2 separate regions of the Mus musculus genome follow, and region 2 is linked to region 1. The links are chromatin loops, found by intact Hi-C in ENCODE. Cell type or tissue: gastrocnemius. All regions are shown on one strand. Each heading gives the region's core, and the rest is flanking DNA. Links, peaks and the distances in the headings are about the cores only.

The links. Hi-C counts contacts between places; a loop is a spot of excess contacts. Peaks named below come from ENCODE experiments on the same cell type or tissue, not always from the same donor. Only the 100,000 strongest peaks of a DNase experiment are listed, where the experiment ranks them.
Region 2: it touches region 1 in a loop (2.2-fold over the local background); 2 of 42 quality-filtered maps call a loop at or near these places.

What each region holds. Positions count from the first base shown.
Region 1 is chr10:42,721,667-42,729,558 of GRCm38, reverse strand. No RefSeq gene overlaps it. Among named protein-coding and RNA genes, the nearest start is that of Gm15199, 29 kb to the left of the region's middle. In gastrocnemius, for the core only: no CTCF peak of the experiment used is centred there; no DNase peak of the experiment used is centred there.
Region 2 is chr10:42,327,284-42,335,175 of GRCm38, reverse strand. All of the region lies in intron 10 of Afg1l (AFG1 like ATPase), which reads left to right. Among named protein-coding and RNA genes, the nearest start is that of Foxo3, 55 kb to the right of the region's middle. In gastrocnemius, for the core only: no CTCF peak of the experiment used is centred there; a DNase peak (open chromatin) is centred at 4,192.

The DNA.
Region 1 (7,892 bases), core at 3,105-5,604:
TTAGAATTTTTATTAGCAGAGAGAGCTGTCTCAACCAGAGAGCTGAGCAAAAAGCTAGTTGTCTTAACCAGAGCTGAGCAAAAAGCTAGTTAGTTGTCTTAACCAGAGAGTTTTTTAGAATGTCAAGAAAAAGCTGTCTCAAGCAGAACACACACACACACAGCAATTAAAAAAGCTGTCTTGAGCAGACTACAGAGCCAAGAGCCATCTACAGAGAGTTCTCAAGGGAGTCATCTTGAGCAGATCATAGGCCACCAGCTCGAACCCAGAATTTGACTTTTAGTCATTTGTTTTTGATTCCAGATATCCTTTTTCTCAGGAACCCCTCTCCAAGCTGAGGCTGATCCTTGGCATCTATCTATCTATTTTTGAGTGAAGGTCTCACTACGTACCCTCACTAGACTCACATTACAGTAATTATAATAATCTTCCTACACTGCCTCATCAGTGCTGGGACCACAGAGGTGTGATACAGTTGAGCTGTTTTCTAGGCTGGGAACTAATGAAGGGACAGACATTAAGAACCAAGAATGAGGCTGGAGAGGTGGCTCATTAGTTGCACTGGCTGCTCTTGCTGAGGACATGAGTCTAATTCTCAAACATCTGTAACTCCAGTTCCAGGGAAGCTGAAACCCAGAAAGACACTCAGACGGCCTCCATAGCAATCAGGCATGCTTGTGGTTTGAAGAGAAAACAACAATACAGGGGTGTGGAGACATATATATATATGTAGAGAGAGAGAGAGAGAGAGAGAAGCCATTGAGAGAAATGTTCCACCAGGGATCTTCAAAACGAAAGGACAGGAAGGTTCCAGGAGAGTCTCAAGGGCCCCTAGTCTCCAGTATGGGAATATGGGGAATTGGCTTGGTATTAGACTATGAAAGGCTGAAAGAGAGGAGTGATTCAAACAGTATCCAGCACAAGACCCACACAAGCTCAAGCCAGACTAAAGTCTCAGCATGGGTGGGAAGGTGGGCAGGAAGCTCCAACCCCTGGCTGAGGAGCTAACTGATGGCTGCCAGGAAACGAGTTTTTGAGAGGGTGTAGTAGGTCCCTGGCAGGTAGGTACCACGCTCCAGTAGATGGTGTATGTGCAGCAGGAATGAGACTCCGTGGACTTGAGAAGGAAATGAGAACATAAGCTGGGTAGATATGAGAGTGGGGAGGTGGATTTGGGAAGGGGAGGGAATATGATCAGTATACATGAATGAAATTCTCAAAGGATTAATTCTTTTAAAAAAAATAGAAGAAGGGACAATTCAGTTTAGAATAATCTTGTACATTGGAAAGAAATGGATTAGAGGTGGTGATAGAGCTCAGGTTGGAAATCTGGGTCACTTTGTGACAGTCTAAGGGAGAAAGGACTGGGGAGTAAAGATAGAAGCCAAGCAAGATGGCACATACCTGTAGCATTTCTGTAAGTTCAAGACCACCTTGCTTTGTTTAGAGAGCTCCCAGCCAGCCAGGATGTGCTGAAAGACCCTATCTCAAAAAAAAAAAATGTAGAGGGTAGGGGAACAAGGAATACTAGTAGGGGGATGAAAAAGGAGAGAGAAGAGGGGGAGTAGGGGAAATATATTCAGAGTACATGATATACTCGCGTAAAAGTTGTCTTAGTAACCCAGTATAATACAATTTTTCAAAAAGAGAGATGGAAACATGCAGATGGATCAAGACTTACTCAGGCCACAGAACTTATGGGATGAGATGGAGATGGAGAAGAGGAGACAGAAAAGAGGAGGCAAGACAGGGGGTGAAAGATTATCACCAGCCTAGAGGGGAGAGGTGTTACAGCCAAACCCATAGAAGCATCATGGTATAGTCAAGTTTCTAGGAGTATGAATGTATGTATGTATGTGTGTATGTATGTATGTATGTATGTATGTATGTATGTATGTGTATCTTGGGCTGCACAGATGACTCAGTGGGTAAAGCTCTTGCCATGCAAGTGTGAGGATCAGAGTTTGAATCCCCAGGACCCATATATATCCAGGTGCCGTGCGTGGTACATGTGTAATCCCACTGCTCCTTGTGCAGAGATTACAGAGATAGGAGTATCCCCCAAAACTAACGGGTCCGCTAGCCTGCAAATACAGCAGCAAGCAACAAATAGCTTCTGTCTCAAACTTAGTGAAAGGCATATACCAAGGTCAAAGTTGTCACCTGACTGCCACACTGGCACTGTGGGTATGTACACATCTACACTCACTCATGCCAGAAAAACAGGAAGTAATACTATATAAATATTGTATTTATATGTAAAACATGTTATATATTTATATAACATATTTTTATATTTTATATAATGCTTGTGTGTTATATAAAATATTTATATATATAATAACTATATTGTATAATATATAATGTAATATACAATGTAATATATATAATATATATAATATATTATAATATATATTACATTATATATATTATTTGGGCCATCCCATCCTTCTCATCCTGTAAGTTCTATGGCCCAAATATTATAATAATGTATGTTATATACATTAGTATTTTACTTATTAACATATAAATGTATATGTTTTGAGACACAGTTTCTCTGTGTGGCTCTGACTGTCCTGGAACTAGCTCTGTAGACTAGCTGGCCTCAAACTCAGAGGTCTGCCTACCTCTGTCTCTCGAGTTCTGGGATTAAAGGCATGCACCACCATGCCCAGCCAAAATGATAATCCCTTAAAAATTCTGTACACGTATGATGCAGACATAACCATCCTGGACATCCTGTGTAGTTGCAGATGAAGAGGCACAGAGAACAGCTCAAACCACACATGCTGAGAGAGGCTGGGCTTCTGGGAGACGGCCGGGGGTTGCAGCAGGATGTGTAGAGTACTACTCTGTTCTCACATTTGCAGAACAGCACTTGGTGTGTTGCTTTTGGAACTTTCTGGAAAATGCTTTTCCAGTTTTGGGTTTGTGAGGTTGCTTGTGGTTTTGGATTTTGTTTGTTTCGCAAGTGTTTCACTCTTGTAAAATACTATGTAGCCAAGGCTGGCTGGGCTCAGCCTTGCTATGCAGCCCAGGCTAGCTTCAAATGCATGACTCATGCCGGAGCTTTCCAAGTGCTATTACAGGCATGCCTCACTATAGCCTACTAACTTTCTGGAATTTTATTAAATTGTTTTTCTCACTCCACACTGTTTGAATCCAAGGATGCAGCACCCTTGGACACAGGATAGGAAGGGGGCAACTCTCCAGTTTACTTATTTACCTATGCATGGCTTGTTTGCCCCGCTAGCTTCCCAACTGGACAGGCATGAGAAGGTGAAACCGTTCAAGTACCAGCTCCCACCCCCACATAGTACACAAAACACTAAGAGAAGGAAGGATAGACAGATAAACAAATGGATAACTATGGAAAGATTTTAGTCATGGGATATTTATAATCATCTTGCATTTGGTATGGTCTCTGGGAAGGAACATGAGATTAAAGATAGCAGACAGACACCAGGTGTCTTAGTTAGGGTTTCATTGCTGTGAAGAGACACCATGACCAGGGCAATTCTTAAGAAGCCAAACATTAAATTGGGGCTGGCTTACAGTTTCAGAGGTTTAGTCCATTATCATCATGGTAGGAAGCATGGCAGCATGCAGGCAGACATTATGCTGAAGAAGGAGTTGAGAGTTCTGCATCTGGATCTAACAAAAGCCAGGACCAGGGTCCCTTTCTACACTGTGTGCAGCTTGAGCATAAGAGTCCTCAAAGCCCACCTTCACAGTGACACACTTCCTCCAACAAGGCCATATCGATTCCAACAAGGCCACTTTCCATGGGTCAAATATATTCAAACTACCTCTCCAGGTAACCCAAAAAGGAGCTAGATTCCAGCAACACTTATGATCAAAGCAAGAGTATTACCTGATCAACTGAGATTAGAGTTTGTAATAAAGAATGTGGCATGATGGCTTTCAGTTGCTTGCTTGTTTTTTTGTTTCTCTAGTTTTGGTTTTTGAGACAGTGAAGCCTTGGCTGCCCCTGAACTCTTTTGAGGTCAGCCTGTCTCTGCCTCAGGAATGCTGGTATTTAAGACTTGCACTGCTTACTACTCCTGCCATGATAGATTTTTAATTTTGCTTCCTCTTCAGTCACTTCATATATTTAAAAACAGTACATGTTTATTACATTTTAATTACGTGTGCATCTGTGTGTGGGTATGTGCATGTGGATGTAGCTGTCTTTGGAGGCCAGAGGAATTAAAGACTTCAAGCTGGAGTTACAAGTAGCTATGAGGCTCCCAGAATAGATGCTGGGACCCAAACTCAGGTCCTCCAGGGGTGGTGGATGCTCTTACTGAACCATTGCTCCCAACCACTTTATACATTTAAAGCCTTTTATTTTATTATTTATTTTATGTGTACATGTGTGGACCTGAGTGGGTGTATTTAAATTACATGCAAAGAAGAATGTATAATCCTGGAACTAGAGTTACAGGCATTTGTGGGTCAAGATTTCCAGTATAGGTGCTGGGAGCCAAACCCAGCAAAGGCAATGCATGCTCCTAGTTGTCAAACCATTTCCTTACCCAAGAGCTGGTGGAGTTGCTAATAATTTGAAAAATAGGTTAAGATTTATTTATCTATCTATTTATCTATTCATTTATTTATTTATTTATTCTTGAGGCAAAACCTTTTGAACAGCAGTCTGGCTTTGAACTTGTTATGTAACCAGATGTTACATAACATGTAACCAGATGTTATGTTATGTGGCCTTGAACTCCCGATCTTCCTGCTTCCACTTACTTCCCAAGTGCTGGGATTATAGGTATGTGTCACCACACTAGGCAGAAACAATTCTTCTTATACCCCATGAAATAAAATAAAAATTAAATATGAGGGAGAGAGAGAGAGCAATACCATCCGTCCACCAACTTAATACTTTGGTCCAGAGCAAATGAACCATACCAAGATTTTTTTAAGGGGGGACAGGAAGCGTGGCGGGGAGGGGGTTATCCAGCTTACACGTCCACATTGCTTGCTGTTCATCACCAAAGGAAGTCAGGACAGGAACTCACACAGGGCAGGAACCTGGGAGCAGGAGATGATGCAGAGGCCATGGAGGGTGCTGCTTACTGGCTTGCTCCCCATGGCTTGCTCAGCCTGCTTTGTTATAAAACCCAGGACCACCAGCACAGGGGTGGCTCCACCCACAATGGGCTGAGCCCTCCTGAATCGATGACTAATTGAAAAAATGCCTTACAGCTTCATCTCACGAAGGCATTTCCTCAACCGAGACTCCTTCCTCTCTGATGACACTAGCTTGTGTCAAGTTGACACAAAACCAGCCAGTACGGAGTCCATGTGTCCAAACATGGACTCCAACAGGGAAGAAACAGTGAAGCTAACTAAATGGAAGTTAATGCAATTGGTGGGTCTGCCACACCAAGGTTTCAAGAAAACACAAGTAGAAATCACATCCTCACTCAGGAGATCAGCTGAAGTCCTCCAAGCTAAGCCACGCTGACTCCTGGCCTTGGACCTGGGGGAACAATTTTCTGCCAGAGCACTATTGTTTAACAGGCACACTGAGAGCTTTGATAAGCAGGATTTCAACATAAGGGCTGACAGTCATGTTGGCTTGTACAGCCTGCCTACAATTTTAAGAAACCTGTCATACTTAGCCATGCTTGCCTGTGCTATGTTATTAATACAAATTCTTTCCTGTCAATTAGTTAACAGACGAGTAAAAAGAACCCGGCTTAAAAGATTGTTGCTAATGAATATAATGCTTTGTGCTCTGGCAAAACATATGCTTAGGTTATATAATTAGAAGACGGCCCCCTTCCTCCCTCCTCAGCGGCAGAACATGCGCGGCCAAATGAAAGAGCTTATTATACCTGTGGAGGGTCAAAGTCTGTGGATCAGTGGTTTATGGTTTTATGACAGATTACAAAATCCCTGCATTATGTTAGTCAATCTGTTTCCAAGCACCTAGCAGAGAGCTTGCTGGGCAATAAGCACTCTGAAATAGGAGTCCTACCGGCAGGTCAACTGCCGTTGGCGTCACTGGGCCACGTCAGGCAGATCTTTTCTGTCTGGCTTCTGTATCTCTTGGGAGTGAACTCTCCTCAGAGAGGCTCACGCCTCAGGCCACAACCAGCTCTGGGGAGGACCACAAATAAAGTGGGAGCAGTGGCCACTCATGAAATCCCAGCATTTGAGAGGCAGAAACAGGAAGATTGCTGCATCCTGGGCTACACGGCAAGAACCTGTAAAAAAAAAAAAAAGAAAGAAAGAAAGAAAGAAAGAAAGAAAAAGGAAAAGGAAAAGAAAAGTATAAATGAATCTGAAATCTTTGTAGTCCATCATAGAAAAGAAATAAAATACTACTGTCCCCCCTGTGACTTGCCTCCTCTTCCTGACTTTTTTTTTTTTTTAAATCTCTCTTGGGTTCTCATCCATCTCTTTCCAACTGGGTGACAGATGCCTTATGAAACACATTTAGGATGACAGAAGCGGCCCACCTCCACCAAAACCTTCACGTTGACGTTAATGGTCCTCATTTCAGACTGGAGAGGTGGGAAGCTGGGTGGCTGAACTGCCAAAGAGATGATTTCAAGAAAAGCCAACTTTATTTCCTCAACGCTCTTTGAAGACCTCCTCTCAACAACAACTACCTGCCACAGGTGGACACTCCGTGCGGGAAGGGAGGGAGTGACGTGCCACTGGCCTGCTGCCTCTGGCTTCTCTGCTTCGTCTCTTTAACCGCCCCCAAACAGCCATGAGTTTATGAAGAAGAAATCCATTGAGAATGGGTCAAGTAAAATCATGTTCATAAAATGTACTGAGCAAGAGCGAAACCACATTTTCCAGGCACTGTGGTACTATCTAGAGGGCAAGGTGAGAAACTCGTTGTTGAACTCTGTTCCCCTTGCAAAGCCGCAGCCATTTTGTTCCATGCCTGCCAGTCAGGCCATTTTGTTACTGACACAGAAAAATAGCTTGACTCAGAGCAGGGCCAAGCTGACCACATACCCTGTTATGTTCTGAGGTTTGTTAATCCTAAGAAATTCCACAACCATAAGCTCCACTTAGGACCAATCAGAATAAAGGTCAATTAGAACTATCCTATCTAGCTAGCCAAAATAGCTTGAGTTGGAGCCGACCACTGGGCAGCACTTCTTACATGTGTATATAGGCTCATTGTGGGTTTTGCCTTTATAAACTGGTCCTGGGAAACATTCATGGTCACAGTTAGCTTCCAAGTCTAGTCTGTGGCCCTGATCGATCAGTCCTGGGGCAAATGCTCAATAAACTATTCCTGTCTGGCTGAGATCAATGCATATGTGATTTGTGGACCCAAACACCCATATCTACGGGAACTCGGAGAGGCCAAGTTGCTTTCTTATGGTGGAGGAAGAGGCTGTGCCCAGGAAGACGCCAGAGTATTACAAAGTTACTCTGCTTGAAAAACAACCCATTTCCCATCAATGATTTTGCAAGGACCCATTAGGAACCTCAAATACCTATGATAAGGCAAGAAATGAAAGGAGCCTGGGAAGACTTGGAGCTATACAGTGTTACCCAGAAGGCTCTGTATCCATAAGATAAGGAACAAGCCCCTGATCCCATTGGGTGTCTCTCCGGAGTCACCTCTTTGATGACTGACATTGTATTTTTTCCTACATCTTCTTTGTATTTTCACAGCTCTTGAAGCCTTTTAATGGATCTTTCAAAACAGATTGCCTTTGAACTCCACTCTTTTTTTTTTTATAAAGAGGTATTAGCACTCCTGCAGTTCTGCCTGGTGTTTATATGGTGGTTTCTGATGTAAGCAGAGAAGGAAAAAAGATCACTTGTAGGCAGAAAACGAATGTGCTGGGTCTTGAGCATTTGGTGGCATGACAAATGTCACCACCCATACTTAGACTTAATTCCTT
Region 2 (7,892 bases), core at 2,976-5,475, 390 kb after region 1:
GGTCAGCCTGGGCTGCGGGGAGATGTTGTCTCAGAAAGCAGGAAAGAAAGGAAGGAGAGAAGAGGGAGAGAGAAAAAGACGTGAGGTCAGAGTTCGGAGTGTTTACATCTGCTCCCATGTCGAGGTTCCCTCATGAACACTGCTCGATTACAGTGGAGCGAATGTGGAAACACATGAGAATTAGCCATTTTCTAGTGAGCCAAACATTAAAGAGCTTTTTTTTTTTCTCAAATGTAAAACAGCACCACTCTTATCATGAAATTATTTTTATTTCGGAAAATACAACTAGTTTTTAAGTGTTATGAGTTTAATAATTTTTGACCATTATAGATTCCATTGGTTATATAATTTAAGTTTTTCTCAGTTTGAGTTTCTGATATATTAATAACAAAGGTTTAGGGGAGAGAATCCACGGGCATCAAAGCTCCCGGGTGCTTTGGTTCTTTAGAGAATCGATGGCCTGGGACACAGCACCCAGGAGCCACTCGCATTGCAGTTAAACTCTTGTGACCCAGAAAGGAAAGAATCATTTTCAGAGAAAGCAAACCAAAGCTGAATTCTAAAGGCTTAATGAGTAAACTGGCTATTCCTGAATTTTTCTTTGGAGAAATGTAATTTTTACACCTGCAGAAAATTGGTTCCTCAACTAATAACTGTGTTCACAGGTAACTGTTTGCAAGAGCACTTCATTATTTGTGGTTTTAAAATGACAGGTGGCCAGGTGTGTTTATGGAAAGTCTGGGCAGAAAATATGTCCGTCAATGCATAAGCATGCGGTTGGTGGGTACTCGCCGTCACTGTCCTGTTCTTTCTCTCCCCCTCTCCCTCTCCCTCTCCCTCTCCCTCTCCCTCTCCCTCTCCCTCTCCCTCTCCCTCTCCCTCTCCCTCTCCCTCTCCCTCTCCCTCTCCCTCTCCCTCTCCCTCTCCCTCTCCCTCTCCCACCCACACACTCACTCGCTTGTCCTTGGTGCTCAAGGAATAGATGTCTGTCAGAATCAGAGTCGTGTATTGGCCTTCATTGGTCTCAAATCATACTAGCTTATATACTGTTAAGCTACAAGTCTTACCAAATAGGATCTTCCAGAGAATTCTTGACTGGAACCCTCCTTCCACCTCATGCTTTATTTGGTTTTATTCCTATTGAAACTACTGGTTGGGAACTGCTTCTGGGTTTGTGTCCTGTCTTGGCACAGTGTCAGGAAATGCTAAAGGATGAATGGCTTTTATCTGTGCCATTTGGCCAAGATTGCTGCTGGTTGTCTTTGGATGCCCCCGTGGTGATTAGCATCAGGATGGGGCCGTTTATTAGCAGGCTGAGTCAGTCCAGGAATCGCTATGGCCCTTTCTCTTCCCAGCATCAGGACCATTCTTAAGGAATTCTTTTCTTACCTATGCTGACTCTTGACAAAGCCAGGTTCTGAAGAGAGCAGCTAGCCACCCTCCCTAAAGCAGAGGCCTCAAGTGATATCGATGATAAAGACCTTAGTGGAAAATTGGTCTGGTTTTTATGGGAGTATGAATCCAGTGCTGTGTTTTGTTCTCAGTCCTTCCTGCTGTAACCCTGGTTAGCTCTGTAGGAGGCACAGTTGTGGTGTCAGAAGGCACCTTTTGCGTCTCTCTTGCTTGTTTGCCAGCATACATCTTCTGTAACCACGGCCTCCACTTGTCCTGTGGCTTCACTGTAGGGATGTACTTCATCCCGCAGAGAGGAATGGAGGGCACAGTCAGGTATAAATGCCACCCGTGTGTGCTTTTAGAATGCAAAGGGGTTTGGAATAAATTCTCACAATCGGTGCAGACCATAGTCTGATTTAAAAAGTACACATAGGAATGCACACATCCCCCAGTACCTGAGCTTATGTCATTATTTTGAAATTGTGGACATAAAGGAGAAAATAATTTTCTGTAACGTTGTGGTTTGTTCTCTAATTGTTGCTGATTTATGTCTTCCAAGAAAATCAGTGTTAGGTGGCAGCTTGTTGACACATTGTATCTGTTGTACTATTTTAGAAGGATAAAGAAGGGAAGACTTTTGGAGAGATGATCATGAAAGAGATACTGGATTAGAAATGTGAAAACTCTTTGGGCATGGAGTCATAGTGATGGTGTCCATGATGAAAGGAGACTTGGGAAGGAGTCAGAAAGAAGAAAGGAGAACTGGCTTAAGAGACACATAGTTCTCTCTACGGGGACATTTCCGTTGGAGGGCGAACCCTTAGGCAAGACTCTTTGTCTGTTTTCAAGCCTGATCAAGAATGGTACCTTTGTGTCTATTGTTTATGACTGTGGACTTAAATGTTTTTACATTTCTCTTATGTGTATGAATGTTTTGCCTGCATACATGCCTGGTGCCCCTGGGGTCCAGAAGAGGGTTTCAGATATCTTGGAACTGGAATTACTGATGGTTGTGAGCCATGTGTGGGTGCTAGGAATTGAACCCAGGTCCTCTGAAAGAGCAGCCAGTGTTCTAAGCCACTGAGAGTTATCTCTCTAGCTTTGCTGTAGACTCTTCGAGCAACAACAAACAAACAAACTAACTAACAAAGATCTGTTTCCTTTCCTAGCAGGACACTTAATGTTCTGCTATTTTTGACTGATTTAAAAGCCAGTCCAGTCCCTGTACAGTGGAGGCCCCCAGGGATTCCTCGTGGCTCTCAGGGGAGAAGAGCTCACTTTGTCTCAAGGATAAAATTGTATTGGATGAAATCTAGTAGTTCCCTTCAGGGCCCATGAGCTGGCTCAGTGGGTAGAAGCTCTTTTCTGCCAAGCCTAGTGACCTGAGATCAGTTCCTGGGATCCCTGTGCTAGGAGAGAGCTGACTCCCGCAAATTAGAGTCACCCACCACCTCTGGCCCCTACAGAACCCAAGCGTTTTGGGAAGGTGTGTGAAGCTGTGCAGTTGGAAAAGGGCAGCAGCTCTCACCAGCATTTCCATGAGGCCGAGCAAAAGGGCCACCTCCTCTGGTGGCCTCTCTTCCAGGAAGATGGGGCTGCAGCATTCACCACAGTCAATATCGTTTATGCTGTCTATGCAAGCTAATGGGCAGAAACCTGCCTTTCTTAGAGTGTCTGACCCTTTCCATAACCATCAGCAAGTATCTGATGTAAGGAAGGCTGGCTCAGTTCCAGGCCCATCGAGGGGGTAGGCCCCTGAGTAGAAGAGTCAGTCTCCATTCTTACAGTCTTAGTTCCAGAAGAGAGAAGTTGATGAGTGTGTATGTCGGCACACTGAGAAGAGCAGACTAAGCGTAGCACCACAGGATATGCGGGAGCAGAAGCTGAGGATGATGGAGGAGCTCAGCCTTGAGAGATGCCGAGTTGAGTATGAAAGTGAAAGGTGGGCGGGATCGAGGGGAGGTGCTCAGCCTAGAAGACTTCTGTGACTTCTGCCTCCTAGGTCTCACATTGCTAAGGGGACAGAGCTGGAAATGACGGAGTTGATTCAGAGGATGCTAGAGCCAGGAGGCTGTAGCCCTTCCATACTGCTGGGATAGCTTCTATTTAACCAGCCTGCTTGCTAACCACATTGTAAATCCTGGACAAAAATCTTAAGAACTACTGACCTAATGGCATGTCCAGTCAAACGCATGGAGAAACTGGGGTGCAGCATTGATAGGCTGAGTTTATCACAGTCTCTTATAGTTACCTAAAATTCAGTAGAATCCAGCCAGGCTGTGGTCTGAGGAGCCACAGTGGAGCAAGCGGGTATCACAGCAGCCAAAAATCTAGAAAAAAAAAAAAAAAGTCACAAAGAAATAGCCTGGAAAATCTTTTTACAGACAATGCTTAAATCTCAGCCTAGCCTGTGGACTGCATACATAGCAAAGGAAAGGCAAGCGTTTGGACAGAGGTTTCAGTGCTGTCCCACAGAAGACAGAACTTCAAGCCCGGCTAGCCATGTTGTGGAGCAACATGCCCAAGTTTTATTGTGACTACTGTGAAACTTATCTTACCCACGACTCTCCATCTGTGAGGAAGACACACTGCAGTGGTTGGAAACCCAAAGAGAATGTGACAGACTATCACCAGAAAGGGATGGAAGATCAGGCCCAGAGCCTAATTGACAAGACAACGGCTGCATTTCAACAAGGGAAGATCCCTCCGCTCCGTTCTCTGCTCCTCCACCTGCAGGGGCCATGATTCCACTGCTCCCCAGTCTCCTGAGTCCTCCTTGGCCTGGCATGATGCCTGCATCCCACATGGGAGACCCTCTCATGATGCCAGTGATGGGCCCCCTCCTCCTGGGATGATGCCTGTGGGACCTGCTCCTGGGATGCAACCACCCATGGGAGGCCACATGCCCATGATGCCCTGGCTTCCCATGATGAGACCTCCCGCCTGTCCTATGATGGTACCCACACAGCCTGGCATGACTCAGCCAGACAGATAAGAGCAGAAGCGCTCTTGACCGTTTTGTATTTCTTGTTCGGTTTCACCAGGAGATCTTGATGCTGAGCCTGAGTGTTTACTAGATACATGAAAAGGAAACTTCCCTTCCTAACAGAATATTTTTGGAGAAGTAATACAAAAAAGTGTGGCTTTCACTTATATTGTGAAATGTGAAAATAAAATCATCAGCTCTTTTAGTTAAAAAGAAAAAAAAAAAAAAAAAAAGACAGAGCTTCAAGCCTGAGACCACCTGAGTTAATTATCTGGTAAAGTAGAAGCATTGAAATAAATCAGTATATATAATAATCCCAAAATGCCATGCAACCCAAAATCACTAGGTGTAGGCAGGTGCCAGAAAGTGACCCATTTTTGAAAGAGACCGTGTGGTGGTTTGAATATGTTTGGCCCAGGGAATGGCATTATTAGGAGGTGTGGCCTTGTTGAAGTAGGTGTGGCCTTTTTGGAGGAAGTGTATCACTGTGGGGTTGGGCTTGGAGACCCTCCTCCTAGCTGCCCATGAGACAATCTTTTCCTGTTTGTATAAGGAACAAGATATAGAACTCTCTGCTCCTCCAGCACTGTGCCTGCCTGGATGTTGCCATGCTTACTGCCATGATAAAGGACTAAACCTCTGAACCTGTAAGCCAGCCCTAACTAAATGTTGTCCTTTATAAGAGTTGCCTTGGTCAATAGAAACCCTGACTGAGACAGACGGTAACCAGCAGAGACTTACCCTGAGATGATACAAATGTCAGAATTACAGATGATATTTTGAAAATTACACTTATTTATTAGTGGGGAGGCGGTGGCTGCATGGCATGCTGTGTGTGGAGACCAGAGGGCAATGGAGTGAGCCTTCTGTTTTTACCACACGGGTTCCCAGAAATTGAACCCAGCTGTTGGGCTTGGTGGTAGGTGTCTTTACCCTTTAAGCCATCTCACCAGCTCTAGACAATGTTTGCAAAGTAGCTTGAGGCAAACAGATTTTTGTGAGTTCAAGACCAGCCTGGTCTACACAGCAGGTGTTAGGCTAACTAGAGTTGTCTCAAAAAGGTGGGCATTATATGTGTGCTCAAATGTAAAGGAAAATATACTAGTAGCAATGAGTGAAGAAATAAGAAATCTTAGGTGAGAAATTGAAAATATAAAAAAAGAAACAAATGGAAATTTTAAACAATAATTCTAGACCTGGCACTAGAGAGATGGCGTGGCACTTAGCCACGATGCTGTCACTCAGGACTGGAGTTCAATTCCAAGCACCCACACCTGGCAGCTAATAAGCACCCCTCTCCCACTTCAGGGGATTTGACACCCTTTTTGGCTTACAAGGACAACTGCACTTACATGCATGCCCTACAAACCCCACTCCTGAACATGCATATAAAATAAACCTTAATGCACTTAAAATGCATTTAAAAATAAACCTTAAAATACTCTCAACCTAGGGCCTAGAGTCCCTTTCTAATGTCTCAGATGATAAAGTTTCTTGCCATGTGTGTAGACAAGAGTCTGGATTCTGATTCTGTTACCTGCATAAGAACTAGTGGGTAGTGCATTGTGGCGATGGAGGCATGGAAACCCTGAGACAAGCTAGCTATCTAGACTAGCTCAGTCAGAGCTCCAGGTCCATCAGGAGACTCTACTTCAATAAACAGAGTAGAAAGAAGACAGCCAGAATCAGTCTCTGACCTCCACATATGTGCATGTACATGCACTCCAACAGATGTGTGCCCATACAGATGTGCACACACACACACACACACACAATTATAGACCTAATCCTTTAGAAAACATACTTAATACCAGATTTAAAAAGACAGGAAAATTGCTGATAGGCCGGCATCGTGGCATAGGCCTGCAACCCCAGCTCTTAAGCAGATGTAGAAGGATCCTGTGATCTCTGGTCTGCAGAGTGAGTTTCAAATCCACCAGGCCTACACAGAGCCTCACTAGATGGTCTCAACAACAACAACAACAACAACAACAGCAAAAAGAAAGCATGGGTAGGATGTGGTGGCTCAGTAGAGTGCTTGCCATGCAAGGAAGCTGAGTTTGCTCCTAAGCGCTCATGTCAAAAAGCCAGGCTTGGTGGCATACGCCTGTGGCCCCAGCAGGAAAGAGGCAGAGATAGGCAGGTTCTGGGGCTTCCTGCCTATTCAATCCAGGACCCCAGCCATGGGGTAGCACTGTTCTCGTCCTGGTAGGCTTTTCCACCTCAGTTAACTTAATCTAGAAAAATCCCTCACAAAGCTAGAGCTTTGAGGTCAAAGCCGCGTCCCACGAGTTTGCATCCCTGAACATCGCTCAAACCAGAAAAGATTTTAGGTTTTAGAACTGGGTAGGCTAAGGTGTTCAGGGTTTCCTTGAATGTTTGTCTTTTGATAAAATTTGGGCAGATAAGTCAAGGTTGTCTTCTAGGCAAGAAGATGGAGTGAGTTATTCTCTTCACAGTGTTGTTCGTGCTTTGAAGGGTTTGGCCTTTGCATTCTCAGCAGTGTGGCGAGGCACTTAGCCTTGCTCAGATGAATGGGCGCCTTTACCCAGTACTTTGATGACGTGGAGAGCAGAAGAATGGGAGGGAGGATGATAACTCACAGAGACGTGCACTTTGTTTCCAGGACTAGTTGCGCTTTTCTGACATCCGAGCCCAAGAGGAATCAGTTTGTCCCCAGTGTACCCCCCTCAAAGGAGAACCAAAACCAAGCAACAGCAAAAACCCAAACCATCTAGCTGCAAACAAAACACACGGAAGGAGACCTCTGCACTACACAGCTTTGCCATGTTCAGACATTCCTGAGATTTAACATAAGTTCATTATTAAAGCATTTTCTCCGTCTTGTACCCCAGCTACCCACACGTTGACTTACCTGTGCAAACCCTTTGCTGGTGGGGCCAGAACCTGATCTTGCAGCCCGTGAATAATCTCCCAAATTTCTGGAAAGATCCCAGAACCAGACACATTTACAGTGCTGGCCTTCCTTCTCGCAGACACAGCAAATGCTGCCCTCTGCTGAGGAAGATCAGGAGGCTCCCCTCTGTAAGTGGCCATGCTACCCTGCAGGCGCTGACTTATCATTTGAGCAGAGACATGGTGATGCCGGTTCTTTCACCGCTGTCCTATAGATGTCTGGCTAACCGTATTCCACTTCAAAATGAACAGGGGACAAATGGAAACATTTCAGTGTTGGCTATACAATTTGTCACCTTCTGTGCAGTCAAATACTATCACCCTCTGTGTGAGACATTCATAAAAATGGTTAGCCAGCTGATAAAATATTTTTCTGTGTGAAAAAAGGAAGGAATTGTTATAGGGTTGTTTTAATAGATGAGTTGTGAAATAATTCTAGCACACTTGGACTGTTTTTCTTTCCCTTGATAGATACTGAATATATATACATATATTCAGTATCTGCTCAGTTGCGACTATCCAGATTCGTATCTTTCAGAGAACTAGTTGGCTCGTGTGGTCAGCTAGTCCCTATCGTTTTAGAGAGTGAACTCGA